Regions from separate parts of the Homo sapiens genome. Here region 2 is linked to region 1. Evidence: chromatin loops called from intact Hi-C (ENCODE). Cell type or tissue: endothelial cell of umbilical vein. All regions are shown on one strand. Each heading gives the region's core, and the rest is flanking DNA. Links, peaks and the distances in the headings are about the cores only. Region 1 has its middle 57 kb from the start of DRD3. Region 2 has its middle 8.4 kb from the start of GRAMD1C.

What was found. A loop is a pair of places that touch in the nucleus more often than their neighbours do. Peaks named below come from ENCODE experiments on the same cell type or tissue, not always from the same donor. Only the 100,000 strongest peaks of a DNase experiment are listed, where the experiment ranks them.
Region 2: a loop joins it to region 1, with 7 times the contacts of the local background. A loop is called at or near these places in 1 of 110 quality-filtered maps.

Annotation. Positions count from the first base shown.
Region 1 is chr3:114,119,608-114,124,989 of GRCh38, reverse strand. No RefSeq gene overlaps it. Among named protein-coding and RNA genes, the nearest start is that of DRD3, 57 kb to the left of the region's middle. In endothelial cell of umbilical vein, for the core only: no CTCF peak of the experiment used is centred there; a DNase peak (open chromatin) is centred at 2,479; H3K27ac peaks cover 2,126 bases.
Region 2 is chr3:113,827,710-113,833,091 of GRCh38, reverse strand. It overlaps a transcript of GRAMD1C not described here. Among named protein-coding and RNA genes, the nearest start is that of GRAMD1C, 8.4 kb to the left of the region's middle. RefSeq lists an enhancer at 2,045-2,194. In endothelial cell of umbilical vein, for the core only: no CTCF peak of the experiment used is centred there; DNase peaks (open chromatin) are centred at 1,811 and 2,301; H3K27ac peaks cover 3,076 bases.

The sequences.
Region 1 (5,382 bases), core at 118-5,117:
AGACCAGCATGGACAAGATGGCAAGATGCTGTCTCTACAAAAAAATATAAAGTTAGCTGGTCATGGTGGCATGCACCAGTGGTCCCAGCTACTTGGGAGGCTGAGGCAGGAGTATTGCTTGAACCCAGTAGATCAAGGCTACGGTGATCCATGATTGCACAACTGCACTCCAGCCTGGGCAACACAGTGAGACCTGTCTCAAAAAACAACAACAAAAAAAACCATAAACAACATCAGTATTGGTATATTTGTGAGGAAGAATAATAACGAACCTCCTGTGTCCTTTTTTCACATCAAATATTCAACCCTTATGATAGCCTTCAGGAAGACAAACTCCATGTTATAGATGAGGAAACTGAAGCAGAGGGAGGTTAAGAAATTTGCCCCAGGTCACACACAGTCAGTAAGTGGCAGAGCATGGATTAAAATGTGTCTCTGTTTGATTTCCAAGTCCAGGCGATTTGCCACTACAGCACATTGCCTCCCACCAGAGAGGTAAAGGGGAACGGAGAAAGAGTGGGGAAGAAAAAGATGGAACAAAGATCCCTGGGGCAGCCTCATCCTACCCCATCCACTTGCACCCCAAACTTTCCTAAGAACCCAACCCAAGACATTAATTTACTTTCCTGCCACATCCAGTTTCTAAAATGGTAGCACGGGAAACTCATCTATTTTTATAGAATCATGGAACAGTTTTTAGAGCGTATTTGGGTCTGCCCTCTCCTTCATTTACAGAAAAGGGAACTGAGGCCCAGAAGTGTTGTCCCCTAGCTGGTTAATGACAGCCTGGCACTCAAATGTGCTGAATCCTAGTTCTGTACTCTTTCTATTTTGCTGCATTCCTAAGGGCCCTATAAAAACGGTAAACTTCATGCAGATACAAAGTAAAAGTTATATTGTCACCTCCACCATTAAACTGCGAGCCACCCCTTTTCTAGATAGTGTCTATTATCCCTAATTCTAGACAACATCTTTTTTCCCGCATTTTCTTCTGATCCAGGAAGAGCTTCCTACAGGAATCCCAAACGAATCTCCAAGCTAGCACTTCAGCCTCTTCATCCTGAGACTCCTCATTCTACCTCCTCTGCCTCTACAGTCCCCACATGAACCCACACACTTACTCTCAGAGCTCACTACCTTCAGAGCCAGCATGGCCAAAAATCCCAGGAGAGAGGTTGGCCTGAATGAAGCAGAGCGGAATTCTTGGGGCAGATCTATTCTGGATCCCAAAGAAGTCTCATAGTTGCTCACACTATTTGGGTAAAATGCAAATAGCATGGAAATCCACGTAGATTACAACAAACATTGAACCCTAGACCTTACATAAATATGTTCTTCTTCCAGGACACAATCCTCTAATACTCTATCCATTACTCATTTTCTAAATCCATCACTTATTCAATAAATATTGATTGATCACCTTCTATGTGTCAGGCATTGTGCTTAGTACTGGGAAACATCATCAAAAAAGACATGGCTGGCTGGGCGCAGTGGCTCACTCCTGTAATCCCAGCACTTTGGGAGGCCGAGGAGGGTGGATCACCTGAGGCCAGGTGTTCGAGACCAGCCTAGCCAACATGGTGAAACCTTGTCTATACTAAAATTACAAAAATTAGCCGAGCGTGGTGGCAAGCACCTGTAATCCCAGCTACTCGGGAGGCTGACAGAGGAGAATCGCTTGAGCCTGCGAGGTGGAGGTTGCAGTGAGCCATGGTCGCACCATTGTACTCCAGCCTGGGCAACAACAGTGAAATTCCATCTCAAAAAAAAAAGAAGACATGGTTCCTGCCCCCAGAAGCTTCTAGCCCACAGTAGAATTTAGGCGTACAGTGATGAACTCCTTGTTGTCTATAAAAAAGAGAATTCATGGTGTTTGGAAACCCACGAATTCTTGAAATTCATGAACTTGGAAGCCCCATATTCAGCCTTGAGAAGGCTTCTTGGACAAGTATTGCCAGGGTTGAGATGTAATAAAAAAGTAGGAAAGGCATTCTAGACAGAGCAGACCTCTGAAGAGCTAAAGATAAGTAGAAGCAAGGACCATGAAAGGAATTTCAAATAATTCCATCTTGCTGTAGAGAAGAGACCCTACGGAAAGGACAGGGAAGGAAAGGGTGTGATCTTGGCAGATCTTTTCCTGCTCTGCTCAAGTGGCAGCTGAGCCTATGGGGGCCCTACTCACAAATGACCTCTAGGTCTTGCCTCCTTACCATCCATGCGGACAATACACACCACAAAACGTCCATCACTGATTTATTTAACTACATCTCTCTGAGTTACACTGGATTTCCACAAATGTAGAATTTAATTTGAATTCCTCCCTTTTTCTCTAAAGGAAGAGGAATGACTAGCTGAATGCATGTGGAGCCAGAGATGGTTAAAATTAAGTCAGTTCAGAGACTTTCGGTCAGAAGCCAAGGGAGGTCAGGCAAAGAGATTTGTTTTCCTGAATGCTTGGGTCAGGACTAAACAAAGAGGCAGGAAGGGCAAGTGATTCATGCAGTACTGGCTGTTTCCTGGAGGTCCTGGCTCCCAAGCCTGTGCTCCGATCATTGGTATCTGCTGACACTAGAAAACTGAAAAAGCTTAATTTGAATAAATACACAGAGAGCAGAGAGGGGATGACAAGCAATTAACTCGATTTCTCATTTCTACCTAATTGTCTCCTCATTACCTTAGGAAGGAGTGAGTTTCCATGACTACCTCATGACACAGAGACTCAGTGCAGGTGATGCCAGTGTCAGCTTAGCTGTCTGCAGCACACATTGGCAGAGGCAGAACCAGAGAGTTCGTGCCAAGCACAAGACCTGGGACCTCTTGTTCCACCCACCCTCACCTCAATTAATCACCCCATCTCCATTATTGTGCATTGACTCCTGCTTTGTGTATAGTCTGCAGGGCACTGAGAGGAGTGAGTGGTGGCTACAGGCCTCCAAGGATACATGTGTCCCAGAGAGGGAGCTGGGCTGAACCCAGGGTGGTTCTGACCACCCTGTGGGAAAGAAAATGAACAGAAATGAGTCAAAGACTGGCATTCTAGTGCTAGCACAGACAAGTTACTTTGGGCAAGTGGTTTAACCTCCATGAGCTTCAGTTTCCTCGTGAGTAAAACAGTGACCTGAAGGCCCGATCTTCCTTTTTTTTTTTTTGTATTTTTAGTAGAGATGGGGTTTCACCTTGTTGGTCAGACTGATCTTGAACTCCTGTCCTCAGGTGATCCACCCACCTCATCCTCCCAAAGTGGTGGGATTACAGGCCTGAGCCACCGCGCCCAGCCACAGCCCGATCTTCCTTACTAGTATATTTGAAGATTAGATAAAAATCACATATTAAAAGCTGTCTTAGTCTATTCTTGCTGCTGTAACAAAATACTACAGACTGGGAAATTTATAAATAATGGAAGTTTATTTTCTCACAGTTCTGGAGGCTGGGAAATCTAAGATCAAGGTGCTGGCAGGTTCAGTGTCTGGTGAGGGCCTGGTCTCGGCTTTTAAGATGGCACCTTGTTACTGAGTCCTCCTGAGGGGGTAAACACTGTGTCCTCGTGTGGTAAAATGGCAGAGGGCAAAAGGCACAGGTAGATCCCTGTAGCCCTTTTATAAGAAGCTAATCCCACCCATGAGGGCAAAGCCCTCATGGCCTAATCACTTCCTGAAGGTCCCACCTCTTAATACTGTTGCATTGGAGATTAAGTTTCAGCATGAATTTTGGAGGCAACACAAACATTCAAACCATAGCAGAAGTGTTTTGTCAACTGTAAAGCCCTACCAAATGTAAGAGATTATTATTATCATTGGTACTCTTGTGATTATTATTTTCACCCTAAGCAACTACTCCTATCATATCTGTCTAGTTCACAGCCCACCCAGAGCCTATTTACTTGGCATAGTGTTTTCAATCTCTCACAGAAAATCTGATTTTTCTGTTGTCTTTTATTCCCTATACGTGCCCAGGATACTTGGCTGACTTTGTAGTCTGATTGTTAGAAAAATGGATAGTACCTAACAGGGCACCTTCTCCTGCTTACACAGTGCAGTGCACAAGTATGTTATGCTCTAATACCCAGGCTGATGGTGGCAGATACTTGCTTGCTAAAGACTAACTTGGGTACTGTGTTCCTCTTCCGGCCAGAAAATGAGGAGCAGAACACATCTATTCTTTAAGACTTTCTGTCTTTGTCCCTTGTGAAATCTGAGCCTGACACCCCTTCCTCTTATTCCATCTCTTCCTGCCTGGGTGCAATGCCTTGGATATGGTGTTATTAGTTTCCTAGGGTTGCCATAACAAAATGCCACAAACTGGATGTCTTAAAACAACAGAAACTGATTCTCTCACCGTTCTGGAGGCTAATCACAAGGGCCTACCCTAACGCAATATTACATTATCTTAACTCGATTATATCTGCAAAGTCCCTTTTTCAACACAGGATCAAAGACCAGGCATTCGGACCTCAGCAAATCTTTTTGCCAGATACAATTCAATCCATAAAATATAGTGAGAGTGGTATGACAGGCAAGAGAACTTGGAATTTGGATGACTAGGGGAAATGTGCAAAGGCTGTTTCATTCAGAATACAAGATGTCAGCTTCCAGCATTGGCGTGTAGTCTGTTTGATGGCCTGGGTCAAGTCTATAAACTTACTAAAGCTCAACTTTCTTATCAGTAAATATGGTAAGTCTGGATTCCTAAGGCTATGATAAGACAGGCTAAAAATAATTCTAGAAGGACATGAATTATCTTCTGAGCCCTAAAAACCTGTAAATATGTTTACTAATAAAAAGTAAACCTGTACAAAGACAATCTGTTGCTTCTGTGTCTTAAAAAAAGGAATTTAATAGCAAACTCATTGGAGTTGGGGAAAGTGAAAAAGGAAAATCCTGTATTTATCCTATTTCATGCAGCACCAGTCCAGACTGACTAATAGTGATGGGGGTATTTTTTCTCTTTAAGAAAAACTGATATAATTGAGTCTTTTATTATGCTTGGACAGATTCCCTAAGACTCCATATGAAAGACTTTCAAGAAGCCTGTAATTTATCACAACCTACAATCGTTGGATTTGAAAGTTGGAAGAGACTTGAGCCCAGTCTGCTAGTAATTGCAGAAATTCTCTCTAGAACATCTCTGACCCATGATCATCTAGCTGTATTAAGAAGCTGGCTCACTTCTTCCTAAGACACATGACAGGTCATCCTTTAGAAAATTCCTCTCTTCATTAAACCCAAATCTGCTGCCTTATAAAATCCACCTTTTGGTTCCTATTCTCTCCTCTAGCACAGAAATCTCTATTCTTTCCTCCTCATCGCAGTCTTTGTGGGATTAAAACAGTTCTCCAAAGCTTCCATTGCTTTACCTCTACTTGATGTAATATTTTCTTACACT
Region 2 (5,382 bases), core at 182-5,181, 290 kb after region 1:
AAAATTTGAAGGCAAATATATTACCAGTATCACTTGGGGCAAGGGATAACAGTTCAGGCAAACAATGGACAATCTGAATAAGGGCTTTGAAAAACTCTCACAAATTCCTGGGAATCCAGAAGGCCACATCCATGCCCAAAGCTGGGAACATGCTCAGAAAAGACCTAAGAAGGCCCTAAACTTCCACCTCTGGCTGACTTTTTGCTCGGCTAAGGCAGAGATATAAACTGCCTGGCTGGGTGTTACAGGCATACCCAGCACACACAGAAAGCCAGTCTGCAAAGACTGGAAGATAATTGCTTGTTTCTGTATGTATTTTTCTTCCTCGGTTTTTATTTTTTTCTAATCTGACAGAACAGAGACTTATGTGGCCACATAAAACAAAGAATACAAACTTTACAAAATTAGTTTGACTTGTATGAGGTACCTAGAGTAGTCAAATTCATAGAGAAAGGAAGTAGAATGGTGGTTTCCAGGGGCTATGAAGAGGGCAGAATGGGGCTTTATTTAACTGGTTCAAAGTTTCAGTTTGGGGTGAAGAAAAAGTTCTGGAGATGTGATCATTACACAATATAAATGCACGTAATGTCACTGAACCATACTTGAAATGGATAAAATGGTTAATTTTATCTTGTGTATATTTTACCATAACATAAAAAAGTAGTTTATAAAAGATACTAACAAACCACAAATAAATGCTAAAATAAGCAGCAACAGTAAAACCTGGGGAGGTGTACAACCTGATTTTCAAAGTTGCTGCATTATGCCAGGCACAGTGGCTCATGCCTGTAATCCCAGCACTTTGGGAGGCTGAGGCAGGTGGATCACCTGAGGTCAGGAGTTCAAGACCAACCGGGCCAACATGGTGAAACCCTATCTCTACTAAAAACACAAAAATTAGCCAGGCCTGGTGGTGGGTGCCTGTAGTTCGTGAGGCTGAGGCACGAGACTCTCTTGAACTGGGGAAATGGAGGCTGCAATGAATCGAGATCACACCACTGCACACTGCACTCCAGCCTGAGCGACAGAGTAAGACTCTGTCTCAAAAAAAACAAAGTTGCTGCATTATAATATTCAAAATGTCCAGTTTTCAACAAAAAATTATAAGGTACACAAAGAAACAAGACAGTTTGACCCATATACAGAGAAAAATAATAGAAACAGCCCCTAATGAAGCCTGAGCATTAGGCAAACAAAACTTTAAATCAACTATTTCATATATGCTCAAAGAGCTAAAAGAAATCAAATTCAAAAGAGACCCATGAGAACAATGTCTCACCTAATGAAGAATATCAATAAAGAGATATAAATTACAAAAGGAACCACATAGAAACTCTGGAGCTGAAAAATACAATAACTGAAATGAGAAATTCACTAGAGTAATTCAAATAGACTTGAGCAGACAGAGGAACAAATCAGCAACTTGAAGGTGGGTCAATTGGGATTATTCAGTCTGAGGAGCAGAAAGAAAAAAAAGTGAAGAAAAATGAACAGAACCCATAAGACCTGTAAGACACTGCCAAGTAGACCAACATATACAAAATGGGAATTCCAGGAGAGAAGAAAGAAAGAATATTTGAAGAAGTAATGGCCAAGAAAGAATGAGGAAACTCTTTATGCACTGATATATAAAGATCTACAAAAAATTTTGTCACATTAAAAAAAAGTAAGGTGCAAAACAATATACAGTGCCAAAAATGCATACTCTGAATCTAATTGTGAGGAAACAGACAAACTGAAATTGAGGGACATTACTTGAACTCTTCAAAAACATCAAACTCATAAAAGGCAAAGAAAGACTGAAGTGTTCTTTCATACTAAAGAACACTAAAGATATATAGCAACTAAATACAATGTGCGATTTTGTCTTGGATCCTGAACCAGAAACATTTTGTTGTTGTTGTTGTTATAAAGAACATTACTGGGACAACTGGAAAACTTTGAATAAAGTGTAGGTTACATTATAGTATTGACTCAGTGTTAATTTCCTGTTTTTGTTTTTTGAGACAGAGTCTTGCTCTGTCACCCAGGCTGGAGTGCAGTGGTGCGATCTCAGCTCACTGCAACCTCTGCCTCTTGGGTTCAAGCAATTCTCCTGTCTCATGCTCCGGAGTAGTCTCAAGTGCATACCATCATGCCAGGCCAATTTTTGTATTTTTAGTAGAGATGGGGTTTTTACAGGTCACCCTGGCCTCGAATTCCTAACCTCAGGTGACCCACCCGCCTTGGCCTCCCAAAGTGCTGGGATTACGGGCATGAGTCACCATGCCCATACAATTTCCTGTTTGTTATAATTGTACTATGGTTAGGTATGGGGATGTGCTTGTTTTAGGAAGTGCAGTCATGCATTGCATAACAATGTGTCAGTCACTGCATTCAACAGTGAACCACAAGAAAACAGTGGTCCCATAAGATTATAGTACAATATTTTTACTGTACTTTTTCTATGTTTGGATACACAAATACTTCTCATTGTGTTACAGCTGTCTTCAGTATTCAGCATGGTAACATGCTGTCCAGGTTTATAGCTCAGGAGCAATAGGCTATTCCATATAGCCTAAGTGTGTAGTAGTAATACAGGAGATAGAATTTAGGCAGATAGTAAGGGTAAGAGTCCTCGGTGGAACTCCCCTTTTAACAAAAAGCAGCCACCAAAACATTTCTTTTCTAACAAAGAGCAGCCTGAAAAATCAAGCCGCAAACATAGATAAGCAAGCTAAAAAGCTTGCACAGGTGAATGCCAGCCTCAGTGCCAATAGAAAAGGGCTACCTGGATGCCAGGCATGTTCAACAGGGAGGGTCCTCTTCTCTTTTCTTTGTCACCACGTGTACAGTAAAGAGGCAGGCAACATGGTGCCTGGCCATGTAGAGAACCCATCTCCATAATAAAAGATTAGGGTGGAGTGGCCAGCTTCTTTGCATGCTGTGCAAACCGCACACCTAGTCCTAACCAGTTCTTCGTGTGCTATGCAAATGACACACCTGGTCCGACCAATCTTTTGTGCCCTATATAAATCAGATACCACCTCCCCAAGATCATCTATTCAACCTTCTGCATTTCACCATGGAAGCAGCAACCCATATTCTCTGGGGCCCCTCTCTCTGCAGCAGAGAGAGCTTTTCTCTTTATTTCGCCTATTAAACTTCTGCTCTGAACCTCACCCTGGTTTGTCTGCGTCCTTGTTTTCCATGACCGTGGGACAACGAACCTCAGGTATTACCCCAGACAACAACATCACCTCAGTAGGCTCTACCATTTAGATTTCTTTAAGTACATTCTAGGATGTTGGCACAACAGCAAAATTGCCTAATGACGCATTTCTCAGAACATATCCCAGTTGTTAAGTGACGTATGACTTTGTACACTGATATATTTGATCTAGCTCACCCAAATGTTTCAGAAAAAAAAATTGTGTGCCAAGAGAGAATAATAAATAAAGCAAACATGAAAATCTGAGTAAAAGTTTTATGGGAAGCCTTTGCACTATTCTTGCAACTTTCTTATTTCAAGTAATTAAAAACTATTATAACTCAATAAATAAAGTGAAACCACCCTCCACAGTTGTGTCATTTTTTTTTTGTAGTTGCACAAATGCAAACACAGAATGGACACAGTTGGATTTAGTTGGAGGTTTTGGAGGGTTTCTTGAGACAGGGTCTCTCTCTATTACCCAAGCTAAAGTGTAGTGGCATGATCACTGTTCACTGCAGTCTTAACCTTCTGGACTCAAGTGATCCACCTCAGCCTTCCAAGTACCTGGGGCCACAGGCCCACACCACCCCATCCAGCTAGGTTTTGGGGAGTTTTGTTTGTTTGTTTGTTTGTTTGTTTTGTACAGACTGGGCCTCCCTATGTTGCCCAGACTGGTCTTAACTCCTGGCCTCAAATGATCCTCCTGTTCTGGCCTTCCCTCGTGCTGGGATTACAGATGTGAGCCACTGCACCCAGCCTAAGGTTGATTTTTACCAGGCAAGTACGCTAAGTCACAAGAGAAGCAAGGGAGATAAGTATGTATGCAAGGATTTGGCAATAATGATTGCCCCTGGAGTCCAAGCAGGGTTAAGAAGCAAAATAAGGTCATAAGAGTGTCAAGGCCAATGAAAGTGTGAGGATTAAATGTTTGTAAATCTAGTTGAGATTAAAGGACTGCTGGTGATAGAAGTGATGAGTTGGAAAGATACAAATGGTACTTGAAACTGAGATTGTGGACAAATTGCAGTTATAATGATAAGTTCTATGATATGAGCATGAGAGTGGGTGGCTGACAGGAGTGGTGGTTCAGATTGTTGGGGCAGAGGACAAGGCACTAAGAAACCAGGAATTGAAAGTATAACCTTAGTGGCTATTGAAATCACCAAGTGCAGAAAGAGTAGGGTAGAAGAAAGCGACATGAGCAAGGAGCAAAAATCTTCAATGAAAAAGGGAACATGGATTGTGAGTTTATAGATGACTCCAATAAGAAAAGGCAACTGGTGGCATAGTGTTCTGACATGAAATTCAAAGATAGAGTGTTAGGGAAGAGTGAAGGAAAAGAGTCTGGAAGTAATAGGAAAAAAGAAGACAATCACTTTTTCTTGGGCCCATTGGTGCTCCAGCTACTATAGTTGCATGACAAATCACCCAAAACCTTAGTGGCTGAAAACAATAATCATTCATTATTTCATGGTTTCTGTGGGTCAGGAACCTGGAGCAGCTCAGCTCCTCAGTTCTAGCTCATGGGCTTTCAGAGGTTGCCCTTAATCAAGTGGATATCCAGTCATCAGAAGACCTGATAGTGGCTGGAGGATCCACTTCTATGGTGTCTCACTTACATGGCCGGGCACCTGGTACTGGCTATTGGTTTGGGACCTCAATTCCTCTCCATATGGACATCTTCACAGAGCTGCTTCAGTCCTCATTGCATGGCAGTGCCTTTCCTCAGAGCAGGTAATCCAGGATACCAAGGTGAGGACTACAGTGCCGTTTATGACCTAACCTTGGAAGTTATAGACTATCATTTACACCGCATTCTATTGGGGTCAGTCAGCTCTGATTCACTGAGGGAGGTGACTCCACAGGGCATGAATGATAGAGGCCAGGATCAATGGAGGCCTTATTGATTGGAGGCCAATGGAGGCCAGGATCAAAGAAGGCCAGATCAATGGGAAGTTACAAGTGATATGATGGTGTGGGAGAGGAAACAGACACCACTTGAGAGGGCTTCAGGGAAAGCCGTTTCCTCTCAAGTTTCAGGGGAAAACCAAGTATCAGTGCAAGCTTGTCCAACCCGTGGCCCACAGGCCACATGCGTCCTAGGACAGCTTTGAATGCAGCCCAACACAAATTCGTAAACTTTCTTAAAATATTATGAGAGTTTTTTGCCATCAGCTGTCATTAGTATT